Regions from separate parts of the Homo sapiens genome. Here region 2 is linked to region 1. A link is a loop called in an ENCODE intact Hi-C map of the cell type or tissue named here. Cell type or tissue: heart right ventricle. All regions are shown on one strand. Links, peaks and the distances in the headings refer to the core of each region. The heading gives the core; the rest is flanking DNA. Region 1 overlaps LOC105370802 (a long non-coding RNA gene). Region 2 has its middle 530 kb from the start of SQOR.

What was found. Hi-C counts contacts between places; a loop is a spot of excess contacts. Peaks named below come from ENCODE experiments on the same cell type or tissue, not always from the same donor. Only the 100,000 strongest peaks of a DNase experiment are listed, where the experiment ranks them.
Region 2: it touches region 1 in a loop (6-fold over the local background); 1 of 110 quality-filtered maps calls a loop at or near these places.

What each region holds. Positions count from the first base shown.
Region 1 is chr15:45,868,465-45,879,086 of GRCh38, reverse strand. The region is part of intron 2 of LOC105370802 (a long non-coding RNA gene); the gene reads right to left. LOC107984794 (a long non-coding RNA gene) reads right to left here. Exons shown (of 3, transcript XR_001751511.2): 3 at 6,637-8,151. Among named protein-coding and RNA genes, the nearest start is that of SQOR, 240 kb to the right of the region's middle. In heart right ventricle, for the core only: no CTCF peak of the experiment used is centred there; a DNase peak (open chromatin) is centred at 5,216.
Region 2 is chr15:46,163,313-46,173,934 of GRCh38, reverse strand. No RefSeq gene overlaps it. Among named protein-coding and RNA genes, the nearest start is that of SQOR, 530 kb to the right of the region's middle. In heart right ventricle, for the core only: no CTCF peak of the experiment used is centred there; no DNase peak of the experiment used is centred there.

The DNA.
Region 1 (10,622 bases), core at 3,477-7,476:
CCACTGATTGATGGGCATTTGGGCTGGTTCTGTCTCTTGCAATTGCAAATTGTGCTGCTATAAACATGTGTGTGCAATTATCTTTTTTGTATAATGACTTCTTTTCCTCTGGGTAGATACCTAGCAGTGGGATTGATGGATCAAATGGTGGATCTACTTGTTTAGTTCTTTATGGAATCTCCACACTCCTTTCCATAGTGGTTGTACTAGTTTACATTCCCACCAACAGTGTAAAAATGTTTCCTTTTCATTACATCCATGCCAACATCTATTATCTTTTAATTTTTTAATTATGGCCATTCTTGCAGGAGTAAGGTGGTATCACATTATGGTTTTGATTTGCATTTTCCTGATAATTAGCAATGTTGAGCATTTTTCCATATGCTTGTTGGACATTTATATGTCTTCTTTTGAGAATTGTCTATTCATGTCCTTAGCCTACTTTTGATGGGATTATTTGGGTTTTTTTCTTCCTGATTTGTTTGAGTTCTTTGTAGAATCTGGATAAGAGTCCTTTGTCAGATGTATAGATTGTGAAGATTTTCTCCCACTCTGTGGGTTGTCTGTTAACTCTTTTGATTATTTCTTTTGCTGTGCAGAAGCTTTTTAGTTTAATTAAGTCCCATCTATTTATCTTCGATTTTGTTGCTTTTGCTTTGGGGTTCTTGGTCATGAAGTCTTTGCCTAAGCCAGTGTCTAGAAGGGTTTTCCTGATGTTATCTTCTAGAATCTTTATGGTTTCAGGTCCTAGGTTTAAGTCTTTGATTCACCTTGAGTTGATTTTTGTATAAGGTGAGAGATGAGGATTCAGTTTCATCGTCCTACATGTGGCTTGCCAATTATCCCAGCACCACTTGTTGAATAGGGCATCCTTTCCCTACTTTATGTTATTGTTTGCTTTGTTGATGATCAGTTGGCTGTAAGTATTTGGCTTTATTTCCATGTATTCTATTTGGTTCCATTGATCTACATGCCTATTTTTATACCAGTAACATGGTGTTTTGGTGACTAGGGCTTTATAGCATAGTTTTAAGTTGGGTAATGTAATGCCTCCAGATTTGTTCTTTTTGCTTAGTCTTGCTTTGGCTATGTGGGCTCTTTTTTCATATGAATTTTAGGATTGCTTTTTCTAGTTCTGTGAAGAATGATGGTGGTATTTTGATGGGAATTGCAATGAATTTGTAGATGGCTTTTGGCAGTATGGTCATTTTCACAACATTCATTCTACCCATCCATGATCATGGGGTATGTTTCCATTTGTTTGTGTCATCTATTATTTCTCTCAGCAGGGTTTTGTACTTTCCCTTGTAGAAGTCTTTCATGTCCTCGGTTAGCTATATTCCTAAGGTTTGGTTTTCTGTTTTTTGGTTTTTTTTTTTTTGGCAGCTATTTTAAAAGGGGTTGAGTTCTTTATTTGATTCTCAGCTTGGTCTCTGTTGGTGTGTAACAGGACTACTGATCTATGAACATTAACTTTGTATCCTGAAACTTTGCTGAATTCATTTACCAGTTCTAGGACTTTTTTGGATGAGTCTTTAGGGTTTTTGAGGTATATGATCATGTCATCAGCAAACAGTGACAGTTTGACTTCCTCTTTACTGATTTGGATGCCCTTTATTTCCTTCTCTTGTCTGGTTGCTCTGGCTAGGACTTCCAGTACTGTATTGAAGTGGTGAAAATGGGCACCTTTGTTTTGTTCTAGTTCTCAGGCAGAAATGCTTTCAACTATTCCCTGTTCAGTATAATGTTGGCTGTGGGTTTGTCATAGATGGCTTTTATTACCTAAAGGTATGTCCCTTCTAGGCCAGTTTTGCTGAGGGTTTTAATCATAAAGGGATGCTGGGTTTTGTCAAATGCTTTTTCTGCCTCTATTGAGATGATCACATGATTTTTAACTCTATTTATGTGGTGTATCACATTTATTGACTTGTGGATGTTAAACCATCCCTGCATCCCTGGTATGAAACCCACCTGATCATGGTGGATTATCCTTTCAATATGCTGTTGGATTTAGTTTGCTAGTATTTTGTTGAGGATTTTTGCATCCATGTTCATCAGGGATACTGGTCTGTAGTTTTCTTTTTCATGTTATGTCCTTTCCTGGTTTTGGTATTAGGGTGATACAGGCTTCATAAAATTACTTAGAAAGGATTCCCTCTTCTCTATCTTTTGAAATAGTGTCGGTAGAATTGGTACCAATTCTTCTTTGAATGTCTGATAGTATTCAGCTGTAAATTCGTCTGGTCCTAGACTTTTTTTTTTTGGTAACTTTTTAATTACCATTTCAATCTTGCTGCTTGTTATTGGTCTGTTCAGAATTTCTATATCTTCCTGGTTTAATCTAAAAGGGTTGTATATTTCCAGGAATTTATCCATCTCCTCTAGGTTTTCTAGTTTAAGCCCATAGAAGTTTCCACAGTAGCCTTGAATAATCTTTTGTATTTCTGTGGTGTCGGTTGTAACATCTCCCATTTTGTTTCTAATTGAGCTTATTTGGATCTTCTCTCTTCTTTTCTTGGTTAACCACACTAATGGTCTATGACTTTTATGTATTTTTTCAAAGAAGCAAATTTTGTTTTGTTTCATTTATCTTTTGTATTTTTTTGTTTCTTTGATTGTTTCCATTTCATTTAGTTCTGCTCTGGTTTTCGTTATTTATTTTCTTATGCTGTGTTTGAGTTTGGTTTGTTCTTGTTTCTCTAGCTCCTTAAGGTGTTACTTTAGATTGTATATTTGTGCTCTTTCAGACTCTTTGATGTAGGCATTTAAGGTATAACCTTTCCTTTTAGCACCATTTGTGCTGTATCATGGAGGTTTTGATAGGTTGTGTCATTCAGCTCAAATAACTTTTTAATTTCCATCTTGATTTCATTGTTGACCCAATGATCATTCAGGAGGTCATTTAATTTCCATGTGTTTGCATGGTTTTGAGGGTTCTTTTGAAGATGATTTCCAATTTTATTCCATTGTAGTCTGACAGAGTACTTGATATAATTTTGATTTTCTTAAATTTACTGAGACTTGTTTTGTGGCCTATCATATGGTCTATCTTAGAGAGTGTTTCATGTACTGATGAATATAATGTATATTCTGCATTTGTTGGGGAGAATGTTCTGTAAATATCTGTTAAGTCCATTTGTTCTAGGGTATTGTTTAAGTCCATCGTTTCTTTTTTGACTTTCTGTCTTGATGACCTGTTAGTGCTGTCAGTGGAGTATTAAAGTCCCCCACTATTATTGTGGTATCATTTATCTCATTTCTTAGGTCTAATAGTACATTTGGGAGCTTCAGTGTTAGGTGCATATATATTTAGAATTGTGGATATTTTCCTATTGGACTAGTTAGTCCCTTTATCATTATATAATGTCCCTCTTTGACTTTTTTAACTGCTGTTGCTTTAAAGTTTGTTTTGTCTGATATAAGAATAGCTACTCCTGCTCACTTTTCATGTCTATTTGCATAGAATATCTTTTTCCACCCCTTTCCTTAAGTGTATGTGAGTCCTATGTGTTAGGTGAGTCTCTTGAAGACAGTAGAAACTTGGTCGGTGAATTCATATCCATTCTGTATCTTTTAAGTGGAGCATTTAGGCCATTTACATTTAACATTAGTATTGACATGTGATGTACTATTCTATTCATCATGCTATTTGTTGCGTTCATTTTCTTTTTCAGTGTGCTGCTGTTTTATAGGTCCTGTGAGATTTATGCTTTAAGGAGGTTCTATTTTGGTGTATTTCAAGGATTTGGTTCAAGATTTAGAGCTTCTTTTAGCAATTCCTGTACTGCTGGCTTGGTAGTGGCAAATTCTCTCAGCATTTGTCTGAAAAAGACTGTCTCTTTCATTCATTTATGAAGCTTAGTTTCACTGGATATAAAATTTTTGGCTGATAATTGTTTTGTTTAAGGAGGCTAAAAATAGGACCCCAATCCCTTCTAGCTTATAGGGTTTCAGCTGAGAAATTTGCTGTTAACCTGATATGTTTTCCTTTATAGGTTACCTGATGCTTTTGCCTTACAGATCTCAAGATTTTTTTCCTTCATCTTGAGTTTAGATAACCTGATGACTATGAGGCTAGGTGATAATCTTTTTGCAATGAATTTTCCAGGTGTTCTTTGAGCTTCTTGCATTTGGATGTTGTTATGGTTTGCTGTGTCCCCACCCAAATCTCATCTTGAATTGTAGTTCCCATAATCCCCACATGTCATGGGAGGGACCCAGTGGGAGGTAATTGAAGTATGGGGTGGTTTCCCCCATGCTATTTTTGTGATAGTAAGTTCTCATGAAATCTGGTGGTTTTACAACGGTCTTCCCCCTTTGTTCAGTTCTCATTCTTCTCCTTCCTGCCACCATGCAAAGAAGGATGTGTTTGCTTCCCTTTCTGTTATAAGTTTCCTGAGGCCTCCCCAGCCCTGCAGAACTGTGAGTCAATTAAACCTCTTTTCCTTATAAATTACTCAGTCTCAGACAGTTCTTTATAGCAGTGTGAGAATGGACTAATACAGTAAATTGATATCGGTAGAGTGAGGTGTTGCTATAAGGATACCTCAAAATGTACAAGTGACTTTGGAACTGAGTAACAGGCAGAGGATGGAACAGTTTGGAGTGCTCAGAATAAGATAGGAAAATATGGGAAAGTTTGGAACTTCCTAGAGACTTGGAGGGTTCAGAAGACAGATGTGGGAAAGTTTGGAACTTCCTAGAGACTTGTTGAATGGCTTTAACCAAAATGATTATAGTGATATGGACAATGAAGTCCAGGCTGAGGTCATCTCAGATGGAGATGAGGAACTTTTTGGGAACTGGAGTAAAGGTGACTTGCTATGCAAAGAGACTGGCAGCATTTTGCACCTGCCCTAGAGATCTGGGGAACTTTGAACTTGAGAGAGAATGATTTAGGGTATCTGGCAAGGAAATTTCTAAGTAGCAAAGCGTTCAAGAGGAAGCAGAGCATAAAAGTTTGGAAAATTTGCAGCCTGATGATGCAATAGAAAAGAAAAACACATTTTCTGGGAAGAAATTCAAGCTTGCTGCAGAAATTTGCATAAGTAATGAGGAAAATGTCTCCAGGGCATGTCAGAGACCTTCACAGCAGATGTTGAGTGCCTGTGGCTTTTTCAGCCACATGGCGCAAGCTGTCAGTGGACGTATGATACTAGGGTCTGGAGGAATGTGGCCCAGAGGCCTAGGAGGGAAAAATAATTTTGTGGGCCAGGCCCAGGACCCCCTGCTGTGTGCAGCCTCAGGACTTGGTGCCCTGGTTTTCAGCCACTCCAGCCATGGCTAAAAGGGGTCAAAGTACAGCTCAGGCCATTGCTTCAGAGGGTACAAGCCCCAAGCCTTGGCAGTTTCCATATGGTGTTGAGCCTGCAGTGCACAAAAGTCAAGAATTGAGGTATGGGAACATCCACCTAGATTTCAGAGGATGTATGCAAACACCTGGATGTCCAGGCAGAAGTTTGTCACAGGAGCAGAGTCCTAGTAGAGAGCCACTGCTAGGGCAGTGTGGAAGAGAAATATAGAGTTGGAGACCCCACACAGAGTCCCCACTGGGGCACTGCCTAGTGGAGCTGTGAGAAGAGGGCCACCATCCTCCAGACCCCAGAATGGTAGATCCACCAAAAGCTCGCACTATGCATCTGGAAAAGCCACAGGCACTCTAGGCCAGCCTGTGAAAGTAGCTGAGAAGGGCCGTATCCTGCAAAGCCACTGAGACAGAGCTGCCCAAGGCTGTGGGAGCCCACCTCTTGCATCAGCATGACCTAGATATGAGGCATGGATTCAAAGATCATTTTGGGTTTAATGACTGCTCTATTGAATTTTGGATTTGCATGGGGCCTGTAGCCCTTTAGTTTTGGCCAACTTCTCCCATTTGAAATGGGTGTATTTACCCAACGCCTGTGTCCCCATTGTATCTAGGAAGTAACTAACTTGCTTTTGATTTTACAGGCTCATAGGTGGAAGGGACTTGCCTTGTCTCAGATGAGACTTTGGACTTGGACTTTTGGGTTAATGCTGGAATGAGCTAAGATGTTGGGGGACTACTGGAAAGGCATGATTGTGTTTTAAAATGTGAGGACATGAGATTTTGGAGAGGCCAGGGGCAAAATGATATAGTTTGGCTATGTTCTCACCCATATCTCATTTTGAATTGTAGTTCCCATAATCCCCATGTCATGGGAGGGATCTGTTGGAAGGTAATTGAAGCATGGGGGCAGTTTCCCCCAAGCTATTCTCATGATAGTAAGTTCTTATGAGATCTGATGGTTTTATAAGGGTCTTCCCCCTTCACTTGGCTCTCATACTTCTCCTTCCTGCCACCATGTGAAGAAGGATATGCTTGCTTCCCCTTCCATCATGATTGTAAGTTCCCTGAGGCCTCTCCAGCCCTATGGAACTGTGAATCCATTAAACCTCTTTTCCTTATAAATTACCCAGTGTCGAGCAGTTCTTTATAGCAGCATGAGAATGGACTAATACAGATTTACAGATCTCTAGCAAGGCTGGGGAAGTTTTCCTCGATTATTCCCTCAAATATGTTTTCTAAATTTTAGATTTCTCTTCTCCCTCAGGAACACCAATTATTCTCAGGTTTGATTGTTTAACGTAATTCCAAAGTTCTTGGAGGCTTTGTTCTTTTTTATTATTATTATTCTTTCTTTTTTGTCTTTGTGGGATTGGGTTAATTCAAAAGCCTCATCTTCAAGCTATGAAGTTCTTTCTTCTACTTGTTTGATTCTATTGCTGAGAATTTCCAGTGAATTTTCCAATTCTGTAATTGTGTCCTTCATTTCCAGAAGTTGTGATTGTTTTATATTTATGCTATCTATTTTACTGACAAGTTCTCCATTCATATCCAGTATTATTTTTTTGATTTCTTTAAGTTGGACTTCACCTTTCTCTGATGGCTCCTTGATCAGCTTAATAGCCGACTTTCTGAATTCTTTCTCTGGCAATCCAGAGATTTTTGTCTGGGTTTGTATCCATTGCTGGTTAGCTAGTGTGATCTTTTGGGAGTGCTAAAGAACTTTGTTTTGCCATGTTATCAGAATTATTTTTCTTGTTCCTTCTCATTTGGGTAGACTCAAGGGCTGCTGTTTAGATTCTTTTGTCCCACAAGGTGTTCCCTTGATGTGGTTGCTCTCCCCCTTTCTTCTAGGGATGGGGCTATCTGAGAGCCAAACTGCAGTGATTGTTATTTATCTTCTGGATCTAGCCACCAAGTGGAGCTACTGGGCTCCAGGCTGGTACTGGGGAATGTCTACAAAGAGTCCTGTGATGTGATCTGTCTTCAGGTCCCTCAGCCGTGGATACCAGCACCTGCTCCAGTGGAGGTAGCAGGGGACTGAAGTGGACTCTATGAGGGTCTGTGGTTGTATTTTTGTTAAGTTATGCTGGTTTTGTGTTGGTTGGCCTCCAGCCAGGAAGTGGTGCTTTCAAGAGCACATCAGCTGTGGTTGTACAGGGAGATACAAGCTTGCCCTAGGGTCAGGCAGTAGGTGGGCCATATAGCTCCCAGGAGATTATGTCCCTTGTGTTTGGCTACCAGGGCAGGTAGAGAAAGACTAACAGGTGGGGCAGGGTTAGGTGTGTCTGAGCTCAGACTCTTCTTGGGCAGGGCTTGCTGTGGCTGCTGTGGGGGATGGGAGTGTGGTTTTCAGGCCAATGGAGTTCTGTTCCCTGGGGATTATGACTGCCTCTGCTGCAACACACAGGTCACCAGGGAAGTGGGAGAAAGCCAGCAGTCACAGGCCTCACCTACCTCCCACGTAGCCCACAGCCTGAAAGGCCAGTCTCACTCCCACCATGCCCACCCAGTAGCACCAAGTTTATTTCCAGGCAGCCTGTGAGCAGAGCTGAGAACATGCCCTAGGCTACAAGCCTCCCAGCTGAGAAAGCAAGCTGACTCACAGTTCCTCAGCTGTCCCACGGAGCCTGCAGCAGCAATCCACCTCCTTCAAAGGGTCTGTGGATTCTCTCGGCTTTCCTGGCATATTTCTGTGGTAGTTCTTGGAGCAAAAGTTCATTATGTGAGTCTCCATATGTTGTTCTGTCCATCCAAGTGGGAGCTGCAAGTTAGTCCTGCCTCCTATCTGCCATTTTCCCTCAGTCCACTTCCAACTAAAATTATGTAAACCAATGAATTCTCTTCTAGAAAAAATGAGAATTGAATAAAATTATTTAACCAAATAGCTCAGTCATAATAAGTATTCAGTAAATGCTAGCTGATTTTGACTATAAAATCTAGTTTCCTAAATTTACAAATGAGAAATATAAGGCCAGAGAGGTAAAGTGAACCAGCTGAGGGTATATTATCTGCATACTTATATAGATAGATCTTGAACTGCAAACAGTGAAACACAATAATTGAGTAAAGTCTTTCCTTTGAAAGATAAAACGCACTCCTTGTCCTATGTTATCGGCAAATAAATAGATGTCCCAAACAAGAAAAAGTAAACCACATCTGTGAGTGTTTTCTGTTTCCCAGACCCTGACCAGAGACAAAGTGGCAAACAAACATATGAATGAACCATAGACCTGTCTTAAAGCACTTCAAATTTACTTGGACAGACAAGGGATAATCTTAATTAACTAATAAAGCATTTTCCTAAGCAAATGCCAGATACGTGCAGCAGGTCAAAGTGTTGTCTAAGAATGAAGGAGTGAAACATTTAATCCCCCAGAACAGTCAGAGAAAGCTTCTTGACAACACTGTTTCTTTTTTGTTTTTTTTTGGCGGGGGGGGGGGGGGGGGGGGGGGGTTGTATTTTTTTTTTTTTTTAAAGACGGAGTTTCACTCTTGTTGCCCAGGCTGGAGTGCAATGGCGCAATCTCGGCTCACCGCAACCTCCGCCTCCCAGGTTCCAGTGATTTTCCTGCCGTGGAGTTTCTGAGTGGGCAGCCAAGGAAAGAAAGAAGGAAAAAATATGAGCAAAGGCCTAGAAGCAGGAATGCATTTAGTTACTGGAGAGGAAGTCATCAAAGTCTTCATTTTCCATCTAATTCTGGGATTTCACAGAAATGTCATCTTTGTATTGTAAAATCGACTTACATGACATATTTTGAGAAATAAAATTTTGTTTCATTGAAGGATTATATTTTAAGTCCTTTCCCATTACTTTTGGAACATTAAACACTCTCATAAGTGAATGTAAAATGTAAACTATAAGTAACCCAGGGATAAAAAGTGTACATGCAAATGTAGCAGTCTAGTGGTATCAGGAATATACTGTCCTTTATTGTCATTAAACATTCCCTTTTTAACAATTAATTTGCTTAATACGCCTCCTCCTTTTGAAATAGATCAATTATAAAAATACATTTTAATCCATCTTCTTAAATTCCAAATCAAAAGAAGTTGGCTCCACTGGGAAGATGGTATGGAGACAGTGGTGAAAAAATGTGTTATTGGGGAACAACACATGTGAAAAGAAAAGAGCAAAAGTGGAACTGGTCTAGCAGAGGGGTCAGACAATGATATCTGTCAAAGTATCTGCCAGCCTCGTGGGAGCTCTGGCATCATGCGTTGGGTAGAAATGGCAAGACCGTTGTGGCACAGTCTTGCTCTGTCACCCACAGGGGCCACATTGAGAAGAGCATGACCTCAGCTCAAAAGTTGAGGTGAACTGGAAATAGTCAACAGCTGGACACTTCAGAGAACCACATTTCCCCCAGCTGGGATGTGCGCCCTTTCTTGAAGAGAAATAGAACTGGCTCGTTTCTATATCTGCCACTTTTCAGCCCTTGTGTTGCATGGTTCCATTTCTCCAAACAAGTTTGAGAGGAAGTTCCTCCAGGGTTATTGTAGACCTCTTTACCCAAGGAGAAACTAAAAGGGATGTTAATGAGACAAACCACAGCCTTATTGCTGCAGTCAGACACAGAACCACAGCTGATAATTACTTCCTCCTCCACTGTGCATTTTAAACTCCCTTTACCCTCAACTACCAACATTGCTGGTCTTTGTGTCTTACCTGCTGGTGTGACCCAAACCCTCATTCCTATGAGTAGATGTGGCATGTGGGCCCCATGTCACAGTATCTTTCTCAGATGAGGTTAGCTGCACTTGTCTGTTTATAGACACAACTGGGCAAGGGAGAACCAAGAGGCACCCAAGTGGATTACCTGCCCGTATTGTTTAACAATAGCCCCATCTCCTGTTATTCAGGTTCAGTTACCCTGCCAAGATGGTGGCTATTCTCACCTGCTTCTCCCTGAATATGAGGGTCAAACAGGTCTCAGAAGTTAGCCATAGCTTACAGTTGAATGGGACCTTGTGTTTCTCCTGGCAAGTGTGCCTTTTTTGAAAACAAGAGTTCCTTCTCTAATGTTTCAGATCCTGGAGTTTCAGGGACAAGAAGCAAAAAGCCCCCTCATGTGTCACTTGGAATGGTGGTAAATGGGGCAATTTTTGCTCCCATCCCTTAGCTCCTGGTCCTATGCATTCTTTCTTTTGGTAACACAGCACCATATAGAAGCCTCTAATAATGTGTATGTACTGCATCCTGGAGAATGGCACCACATCCTCAGAGTATTGCTCCAACACTTCAGCAACTGTTCCAACACTCTACTAGGCCAGATGCTTCTGGATGATGCAATACATTAAATACCATAAGTTTACA
Region 2 (10,622 bases), core at 4,291-8,290, 290 kb before region 1:
AGGAGGGACACATAAAAGTAACCACCAGAAGTAAATTTTCCTTGAACTTAGTCAACACGTATTTTGGTAGTTTCCTCTCCAAAATTTTTATTCTGAAACCCAAGTAACATAGGACATCAGAAAGACAAAATCTAAAAGTGCTGGAAGAGCATATTATTGGTGGCATAGAAAGTTTTTACCCCACTTTATTTCTCCTCCTAGCAGTTTGTATTTTAACATCTCAGGCCTCTCTGCAGTGTGAAGTTGATCAATTTCTGTCATTCATTTAGTTGAATAAAACCCTCTGGGTGTTATCTATCATCAAATAAACACTTCTTTATAACTGGATCATCCTGACCCAGGAGAGAATTGCAGGTTGAAATCCCCATGGCCTCTCTCTGACTCATTTTAATAAATGGAAAGGACCATTTCCCCCGTCCCCACCCTGTCAAGCTGCATCCATGTTTTAACACCTGCTTGAACAAAGCAAAGCCCAGTACAAAAGGAGATAGAAGTGTCTGAAGATTATCTCTATTTCTTGCTTCACTCTCTATCCTGATTTAAATTGTGTTTGATTTTACACAGGTTTATTGAACACTTGAGATCATAGGGAGAGTTCCGTAAACACGCTATAAATTTTCTTTGATCCCCTCCCTGAAAATCAACACAAATTACATAATACCTGGGACAAGATCATTATAGAGATTACAAGTATAGTTTTTGCTGGAAGATTGGAGATCAAATATCATAATTCTATATAGTTCAGTATAGGACTGTTCCATATATGTAAAAGGAATGAATAAAACAGAAGAGATGATCATACAGGTAGGAAATTGAAGACAGACTCTCTAGTCTGGTAGACAGAAACACCATTTAAAAATGTAAAATCATTTCTCTCCTTGGGAAGCAGACATAGTTCTAAGAGGTGACTGCGGGACTTTTGATGGGGTGGAGGAGGCTCAACTAAAACTACCCTTCAAAGATACTTAACTAGAAGTGCATTTTCTCTGCAAATACTGCTCCACTAAAAAGTCACCTATCCTCTCTTACTGCAAACCAAGTTGCCATCCCAAACCCTCGGTATCCTTGGTGCAACTGTAGAGTATCTATACTTTCTAAAATAACAGTGAAATAGCAGTGGCCTGAAGAAGCATTCTAACTTCAGTGTACAGTAGATTTCGGTGTGCCACATCAGCCGTTACCTGAAGGTAGCTTGTTGAATATCCTTCAGAACATTTTCCTCAGTGAACTTCTCATTAAGCAATAGCTGTGATGATCTCAGAAATAAGAAGGAACCAATGAGGTCAATTTAGTTGCATAGAAAAATTATATTTTTAATAATGTCTTTAGTGCATTTTTGGTTCTTTTACTTAGACACCGTCCTTCACAGACAACAACTTGTATATAAAGGAATATGAATTAGTCCTCTGAATCAAAGTCATTAGAAATTTGACCTCAGCCCTAAAGAATTAATTTCTCCATTTTCAAGGAAAAAGTTAAGCCAGTTGATGAGGCTTTTGGCCCAGTCATGCTGCCTTCCTCAGTCCTCTAGGCCACGTGATCCAAGGGAGCTCACCTTGCTATGTGGGATGTAGATAGAGAGGCTGTGAAATTTCATGGCAAATTAAGGAGAGAGAGAAATATTACAAACACTGTCTCTAAGAATTTTGTATAAGTTGTTGCCTGTAGTTGGGATTCCTTTTAGGTCAGTGTCATTGATGCCATGTGCATTCCTAGAAAGTCCAATGACTGATTCCTGATGGCCTTTACTCAGTATTGGGTCATCTCAATGTAGGGATCATAAAAGATGGTACTAAGTGTTCTCTAACATTACTGGTATTATTGCCTATTTCATTCAGGGGTAAAGCACTGGTTTCAGGCTTGGTCCCATTTAATTCCTAGACAGATTTTTCTTCTAAAGCAATAAAAAGTTTTCCTTGATTTTTTTCTGACAGGAAATTACTATTCATGGTGCCTTAGGAAGGCACTTATAGGTTGGAAGTGGACTTATAAAAGTGGGCTTAGGACCCTGACACCTCTCTATTTCTAGATATTTAGTAACAAACCTCAAGATTTTCAGATGCCTTGTGTGCTGTGAGAAATGCAAAAAAACTCCCAGCACAAACAATTCTGTCCAATCTCCCACACCAAAAGAGTTGGCCAAACTGTAGCATGGCCTCTGCTAGCCTAAGATCATATGTATAAGAGGAATGAGCCTCCCTTGAGTTCCTGCCTGGGAGAGGTCAAGACTGCCAAAAAAAATTTTTTTACTGTTTGTTTCAGCCAATATCTAGAGATAGGCTTCTAATCTCTCTTTTCTTAGGCAATTTACTTTCGAAAACACACAATTATAAATCCTTTCTCTGTCTCTTTGACATGTATATGTATAGTCCACAACCCAGGAATGGCTTTCTCAAGAACCAGGGAGCCATTCTTCTGAAATGTAGTCATCAAAAAGAATAGGGCTTCTGGTGTCCTTGTCTCTGTGGAAGGATAAGAGCTTAACTTCAATAAGCACCAGTTTGCAGACACAGATAACAGAGAGACTAATCACATTTCTTAAAGTCTTTCAGTACTTTTCCTTTAGCACACTCTACATTTAAAAGGCCTCCTGCCTTTTGCTTCTTAGGATTGAGGAATTAAGCTCAGGTTACACTGAGGTCTCTCCCCTATTGCAATAGTACTGGATAAAATCTATCTTACAGTGGCTGGCTTTGTTTCTGTTGGACAGCTGATTCACTGTATTAAAACAAGTAATCTAAGTGTTTATTTGCCTTGACTGTGCTATTATTAGAGTATGCTTCCATGGATAATAAAACTAAGACAAATATTGATATCATGTTATTTATATGGAAAGAAGAAAGACAGTGCTAGGGAAGTGGGAAGGTAATCGAGGGAAGTGAAAATAACTATAAAGGGCCCAATCATCCACTGTGATACTGGCTAAAAACCACAGTTTAATAGTATAGGGGAGTTATGGGAGATGCTATGCCACATTTCTCATGTCTCAATTATTCAAGCAAAGAAGTGAGAGAGCTGAGCTATTTGTATCTCCTGCCTGTCAAAAGTTAAAGGCTGCATGTACCGAAACAGATGTTAGTTCCCATGAATAGCGCAGGTGATATGTTCCAAGATCCCCAGTGGATGCCTGAAACTGCAGATAGTACTGAGCCCTACACATACTACATTTTTTCCTATACACACATACTAATAAGGTTTAATTTATAAATTAGGCACAGTGAGAGATTAACAATAAAAATAAAATAGAACAATTATAACAATATACTATAATAAAAGTTATACAAATATAGTCTCTTTCCCTCTCTCTCTCTCAAAATATCTTATTGTACTCTACTCACCCTTCTTCTTGTGATCTGTCAATCTAATAACTGTGATGGCTACTGAATGACTAATGGGTGGGTAATGTACACAGCATGGATATGCTGAACAAAGGGATCATTCATGTCCTTGGTGGAACAGAGTGAGACGGCATGGAATTTTATACTGCTACACCAAACAGCATACAATTTAAAACTTGTGAATTATTTCTGGAATTTTGTATTTAATATTTTCAAACTATAATTAACCATGCGTAACTGAAACCAAGGAAAGTGAAACCATGGATAAGCGGGTACTACTATAATTCCTACCTTCTGGTCATGTAGGAAAATTTGTTCTTGATGGCACAAGGACAGCATTCTGAGAATAAAGCAGGTCCTGGCCATTGGAAATCAGGCTGGCATGCATAGAAAAGTCAATGTGATCAAAGAGGTGTAGGGAAAATATCTGCTATACTGGTTATAAACAGAAACCTAAATATTGAGATGCTTCCCTACCTGCCCCCATGAATATCCTGCAGCTTCATCAAAAAATGTGGGAAACTAGAAATTTATGCATGTTACTCTAGAAACTCCTGCACGTTACTCTAGAAACTCTAGGGCAATGTTGAGTCACTATATTCTAATATCAACAGATCCATCACAGGCATCCTAGTTAAATAAGAACTATTTAAATCTACATAAAAAAAACTAAACTAAAAATTCCACACAAAAAAACTATTAGAACTGATAGACAAATTCAGCAGAGTTGCAGGATGCAATATGAATACATTAGTTACATCTCTATACAAAATCAGTTACATCTCTATATAGTAACAATAAAGACTCCAAATAAGGGATTAAAAAGCAATTTCACTTATAATAGCATTAAAAAATTCTCCCTGCCCTTAAGAAGGTACTTTGTAATATTCTCCTCCCGCCCTTAAGAATGTACCTTGTACACCTATCCCAAACCTATAAGAAGTCATGATAATCCCACCACCCTTTGCAGACTCCTTTTTCGGACTCAGCCCGTCTGCACCCAGGTGAGATAAACAGCCTTGTTGCTCAAAAAAAAAAAAAAAAAAAATAGCATTAAAAAGAATCAAATACTTACTAATTAACTAAGAAATCAAATGACTTGTACACTGAAAACTATGACTGCTGAAAAAAATTAAAGGAAACATAAATAAATGAAAAGATAATCTATGTTCACAGATTATGAAATTTAATATTCTTAAGACACCAATACTACCCAAAGTGATCTACAGATCCAATGCAATCCCAATGATTTTTTTTTTTTTGCAAAAGAAAAATCTATCCTAAAATTCCCATGAAATCTCAAGGGACCATAAGCAGCAAAAATATCGTGAAAGAAGAAACAAAATCAGAGGATTCACATTTCCTGATATCCAAACTTTCTACAAAGTCAGTAATCAGTGTGGTTCTGGCATAAAGACATATAGACCAATCAAATAAGTTGAAAGAGTCCAGAAATAAACCCTTGCATACATGGCCAAATGATTTTTGACAAGCGTGCAAGATCATTCAGTGGGAAAACGACAGTTCTTTCACCAAATTATGCTTGGAAAACTGGATATGTACAGGCAGAAGAATGAAGCTGGACTCTTACAACATATACGAACATCCATAACATAAGAGTTCAAAGTATAAAGTCTTTTTTTTTTTTTTTTTTTTTTTGAGATGGAGTATCACTCTTGTTGCCCAGACTGTAGTGAAGTGGCACGATCTCGGCTCACTGCAACCTCCGCCTTCTGGATTCAAGCGATTCTTCTGCCTCAGCCTCCTGAGTAGCTGGGACTACAGGTGCCTGCCATCATGCCCGGCTAATTTTTTGTACTTTTAGTAGAGACAAGGTTTCACCATGTTGGCCAGGCTGGTTTTGAACTCCTGGCCCCAAGCAATCCGTCTGTCTCAGCCTCCCAAAGTGCTGGGATTACAGGAGTGAGCCACCATGCCCAGACAAAAGTATAAAACTCTTATTAGAAAACAGGCGAAAAGGATCATGACGTTGAGCTTGGCAATTATTTCTTGGATATAACATCAAAAGCACAGGCAACAACAACAAAAAATAGATAAAATTAAACTTCATCAAAACTGAAAACATTGTGCACCAAATGACACTATCAGCAGAGTAAAAAGGCAACTAACACTGGAGAGAAAGTATTTTCAAACCATAGACCTGATGAGATTAATATCCAGAATATATAAAAAACTCCTACATCTCAACAACAAAAAGTAACAGCCCAATTCAAAAAATGGGCAAAGGACTGGAATAGGCCATTTCTCCAATGAATATATACAAATGACCAATAAACACATGAAAAATGCTTGACATCATTTATCATTAGGGAAATACAAATCAAAACCACAATGAGATACTCCAGACCCTTTAGAAGGGCTAATAATGGAAAAAGTAAAAGAAAAAAAATAGTATTGGCAAGGATGTTGAGAAATTAGAACTCTTGTGCACTGCTGGTGGGAATGTAAAATGGTGCAGCCATTATGGAAAATGGTAGGCTGGTTAAGAAATTAAACATAGAATTGCAACATGATTCAGCAATCCCACTTATGGTTATATTCAAAAAATTGAAAGGAAGTATTTAAACTAATGTGTGTATATCTGTATTCATAGCAGATTTATTCACAATAGCAAAGAGACAGAAGCAACCCAAGTGTCCATCAATGGATTAATGGATAAATAAAATGTGGTGTACACATACAATATAATATTATTCAGCCCCGAAAAGGAAATTCTAACACATGTTACAACCTGGAGGAAACTTGAAAACATTACAGCGAGTGAAATAAGCCAGACACAGAAGAACAAATAGTGTATGATTCCACTTATGTGAGGCACCCAGATCAGTCAAATTCATAGAGGTAGAAGTAAAATAGTGGCTACTAGGGGCTGGAAGGAGGGAAAATGAGGAATCCTTGTTTAATGAGTACAGAGTATCACTTTGGGAAGATGAAAAATTTCTGGAGACAGACAGAAATGATGGATGCACAACAATGTAAATGTACTTAATGCCACTAAGCTGTACACTGAAAAATAGTTACGATGTTAAGTTTTATGTTATGTATATTGTATCACACACAAATACACACTATGTATATATGTGTTCTCTACTATATATAGTGTGTGTACATATATATGTATATATGTGTGTATATATACACATATGTACATATATATGTAAATATGTGTGTATATATACACATATGCACACATGTGTATATACATATGTATATATAACATGCATGTATATGTACACACATGTATATACATACATGTATCATACATATACATACATGTATATACATACATGTATATATACATATATACATACACATATGTGTATGTATATATGTATATTTCTGTTGGGTGGCACACATTTCACCAATGAATTCCTTAACTCTCCAGGATGCTGAGACAATCAACTTAGTGGTATTCTCTAGGAAGATGACAATAGTCTGGTCCATCAGCATCAGTGCCATTAACTGCCCTAGGTGTAAATTTCCAGTTGTAGGTAGCAAAGGAGTGGGCCATGCCAAAGATTAATTAACCAATAATCCAAAACGAAGGAAGTAATTGTAGAGAAAGTGAGAGAGAGGTGTGAAACAAGAACTTACTAAATTGCAAGTGAATCAAGGGCTGGTTGTGCCTGGTGGCTTGTTAAGGTACTGCTAGGTTGTAAAAACAGGGATCCTTTAAATCCAGAGAGATATTCAGTTAATTATACATCTTTATTCATAACAAAGCATTTTCTCAGAACCTTATGTATGGTCCAATATTAGTTTTGGCTTGAACTGGTAAAACAAAAACTGAGCTGCCAACACAAAGATTGAACTTGGGTAGTCAGGAAGCCAGTGGGAAAACCAAGTAGCAACACAGAATACACAAAGTGCAAGGAAAACCTGGATTAATGTATTGGTTCTTCATCAGGTAATTTCTCAGAAAGCCAAGACACTTACAGGCTGTAGAAGGGAAGTAAAGACTGTGTGACTAAATTGGGAGGCATTGAAAAGGACACCCGAGACAGACAACTGAACGCAGATAATTGGCTTGGGAGGTGATCCCAGGATGCCACAGGGGTGGCAGCAGGGAGAACAAGACAGGGAAGAAGAGACAATGAAGACTGGCGCTGTGAGCAAACAGAGTTCAAAGTTCCTGGGAACTTTCAATGTTAAGGACATTAGGATCCACTGACCAGTCTTGTGTTGAAGGACAAACAGATTCAAGTGTCAGGCAAGCTCATCCAAGTGGACCATGGCATAATAAATATTCTATCAACTATAAGTTAATTCATCATTCTTAAATATCTTAAAATGTTTCATTGTCTCCTAAGAAGAGATTTAGTGGGTCAATATTTATTATCTGCTTCTAATTTCTACCTCAACCTTCCATATGAGTATAATAATGACAAGGCTCACCTTGTGTAACATCGTTGGAAAAGGAATAAGTCTATATCTTAGCCCTATCTCTACACACAATAGGAGGCAGTGTTCTACAAAATTGCCAGTTTGTTACCTGTTTGGCTTAGAAAGACTCATGGCCACTTAAGATGTAATTGTTTGTCCCAGCAAAACCTGACCTTTAGGACGGTGACCTTAAACAGCATTTTCAAAAAAATCTAAAAGTTGCTAATCAATTTCTCTTAAAAAATAAAAAAATAGTTATCCCAACAAACTAACAAACTTAACATGTTTTTCCCCAGGCCCACTATTTTCTTGATCAAAGTCCACTCTCCAGCTGAAATAATTTCTTTTAATATCTTCTTCCTGTTTGGTGAAAACACCTTAAAAAATAAAGTACCACCATAAGAATTGTATGGGAAACCTAAAAAATCATGTTGCCTACTCCTGGTCTCTCCATTCTTGTCCATCCATCTTCCCTTTGTCCATCCTCCAACATAGTTCTCACTTCCTAATCTACATTCTGTACTTATTTTGGGCAGCATTTGGGAACTCCGAGTCTCGGTACTGTCACTGTCTTAACACGTTAAAATTGGAAGAGTAGGTGAAAATGGAAGTAAAATTAAAGGAAGATACTCTAGAGTCTGGGTAACTAGAAACACTGTTTTAAGATATAAAATAATTCCTCTGATTCCCATACAATGGCAGCTCCAAAGAGTGACTATGCAACGGTAGAAGAATCTTACCTGAAATTATCCTTCTAATAAACCAAATGTGTTCTTGCTCTACAAATACAACTTCATGAAAAGCCACCTTAGTCACTTCGGCTGTACACCAAGTTACCAATCCAAATCCCCAGTGCCCTTTATGCAATTATGGAGCATTTATACCTGCCAGAATAACCATGGGATAGCTGTGGTATGAGAAATTACTCTGAGCAGAATGTGGGGTATCTTCCAATATTTTATAGCATCTGTGACCTGAAGATTATTCTAGCTTTTCAAGTATCTTTCAGGATGTTTTCCTTCCTAAATCTCTTATTAACCAATAGCTGTGATAACCTCAGAAATTGGAAAGTATAAATGAAGTCAATCTACTTGCATAGAAATTATATTTTTATTCATGGTTTTTATGTGTTTTGAGCTCATTAAATTAGACCACCAATCTTCACAGACAGTAATTTGAACACAAAGGGTTACCAGTATGTTTGAACTGTTCTCTGTTTTCTATGGAATGTATTTAATAGAAAGTTATCCTAGTGTATGGAATGTACTGAATGTCTGTAGAGCTGTCTTGTTATTTGAGGCATTCATAGCTACATAGGTGGCTCTGTAAGCTAAACCATGCAGATACCCTTGGGTCATGGGATAATGTTTTCTTTTCTTTTATATATACAGTTTTTATTTGAAGTCTGCAAGTATGGACAATATAATGCAAAAAGTTACGGAAAAATCAATGTCAGCATCATCTGAGCTCTTTCCCCCTAATGTAATCATGGCATTTGGACAACAGGTTTCCAAGCTCATCAGTGGTTCTTAAATGTCAAGTGCACCCTACTTAATCAGTACCTAACCCTTTCCTTGGCTCAATGAACTGCTAATATGTACCTTTACATATTAAAAATTTGTCTGTCCTTCCATATACATACTAACTGGATCATTTCATTTTAAATTTTTGTGGATACATGTTAGGTGTATATATTTATGGGGTACATGAGATGTTTTTAAACAGGCATGCAATGTGAAATAAGCAGACCATGGAGAACGGGTTTCATTCCTCTAAAGCATTTATCCTTTGAGTTATAAACAATCCAATTACACACTCTAAATTATTTTCAAATGTACAATTAAATTACTATTGACTGGCCGAGCATGGTGGCTCACGCCTTTAATCCCAGTACTTTGGGAGGCCCAGGCAGGTGGATCACCTGAGGTCAGGAGTTTGAGACCAGCCTGGCCAACGTGGTGAAACCCCATGTCTACTAAAAATACAAAATACAAAAGTTAGTGGTGGACGCCTGTAATCCCTGCTGCCAGGGAAGCTGAAGCATGAGAATCACTTGAACTTAGGAGGTGGAGGTTGCAGTGAGCGGAGGTTGTGCCACTGTACTCCAGCCTGGGCGACAGAGTGAGATTCTGTCCAAAAAATAATAATAATAATATACTTATATATATGACTATAGTTACCCTGTTGTGCTATGAAATAGGTCTTATTCATTCTTTTTAACTATCTTTTTGTACCCACGAGCTATTCCCACTTCTCCCCTGCCCCTCACTACCTTCCCAGTCTCTAGTAATCATCCTTCTACTCTCTATGTCTATGAGGTCAATTGCTTTTATTTTTAGATCCCACAAATAAGTGAGAATATGCGATGTTTGTGTTTCTGTGCCTGGCTTATTTTGGTTAACATAATGATATCCAGTTCCTTCCATGTTGTTGCAAATGACAGGATCTCATTCTATTTTATGGCTGAATAGTACTCCATTGTGTATATACCACAATACTTTATCCATTTATCTATTGATGGACACAGGTTGCTTCCAAATCAGGTATTATATAAATAGTGCTGCAACAAACATAGGTGTGCCAATATCTTTTTGGTTTACTGATTTCCTTTCTTTGGGGTATATACCAGGGATGGGATGTCTGGATCACATGGCAGCTCAATTTCTAGTTTTTTGAAGAAACTTCAAACTGTGGTTGTATTAATTTACATTCCCACTAACAGTGAGGGTTCCCTTTTCTCCATATCCTCACTAGCCTGTCTTTTGGTTATAAGCCATTTTAACTGGGGTGAGATGATATCTCATTGTAGTTTTGATTTGCATTTATCTGATGATCAATGATGTTGAGCACGTTTTCATATGCCTGTTTGCCATTTGTATG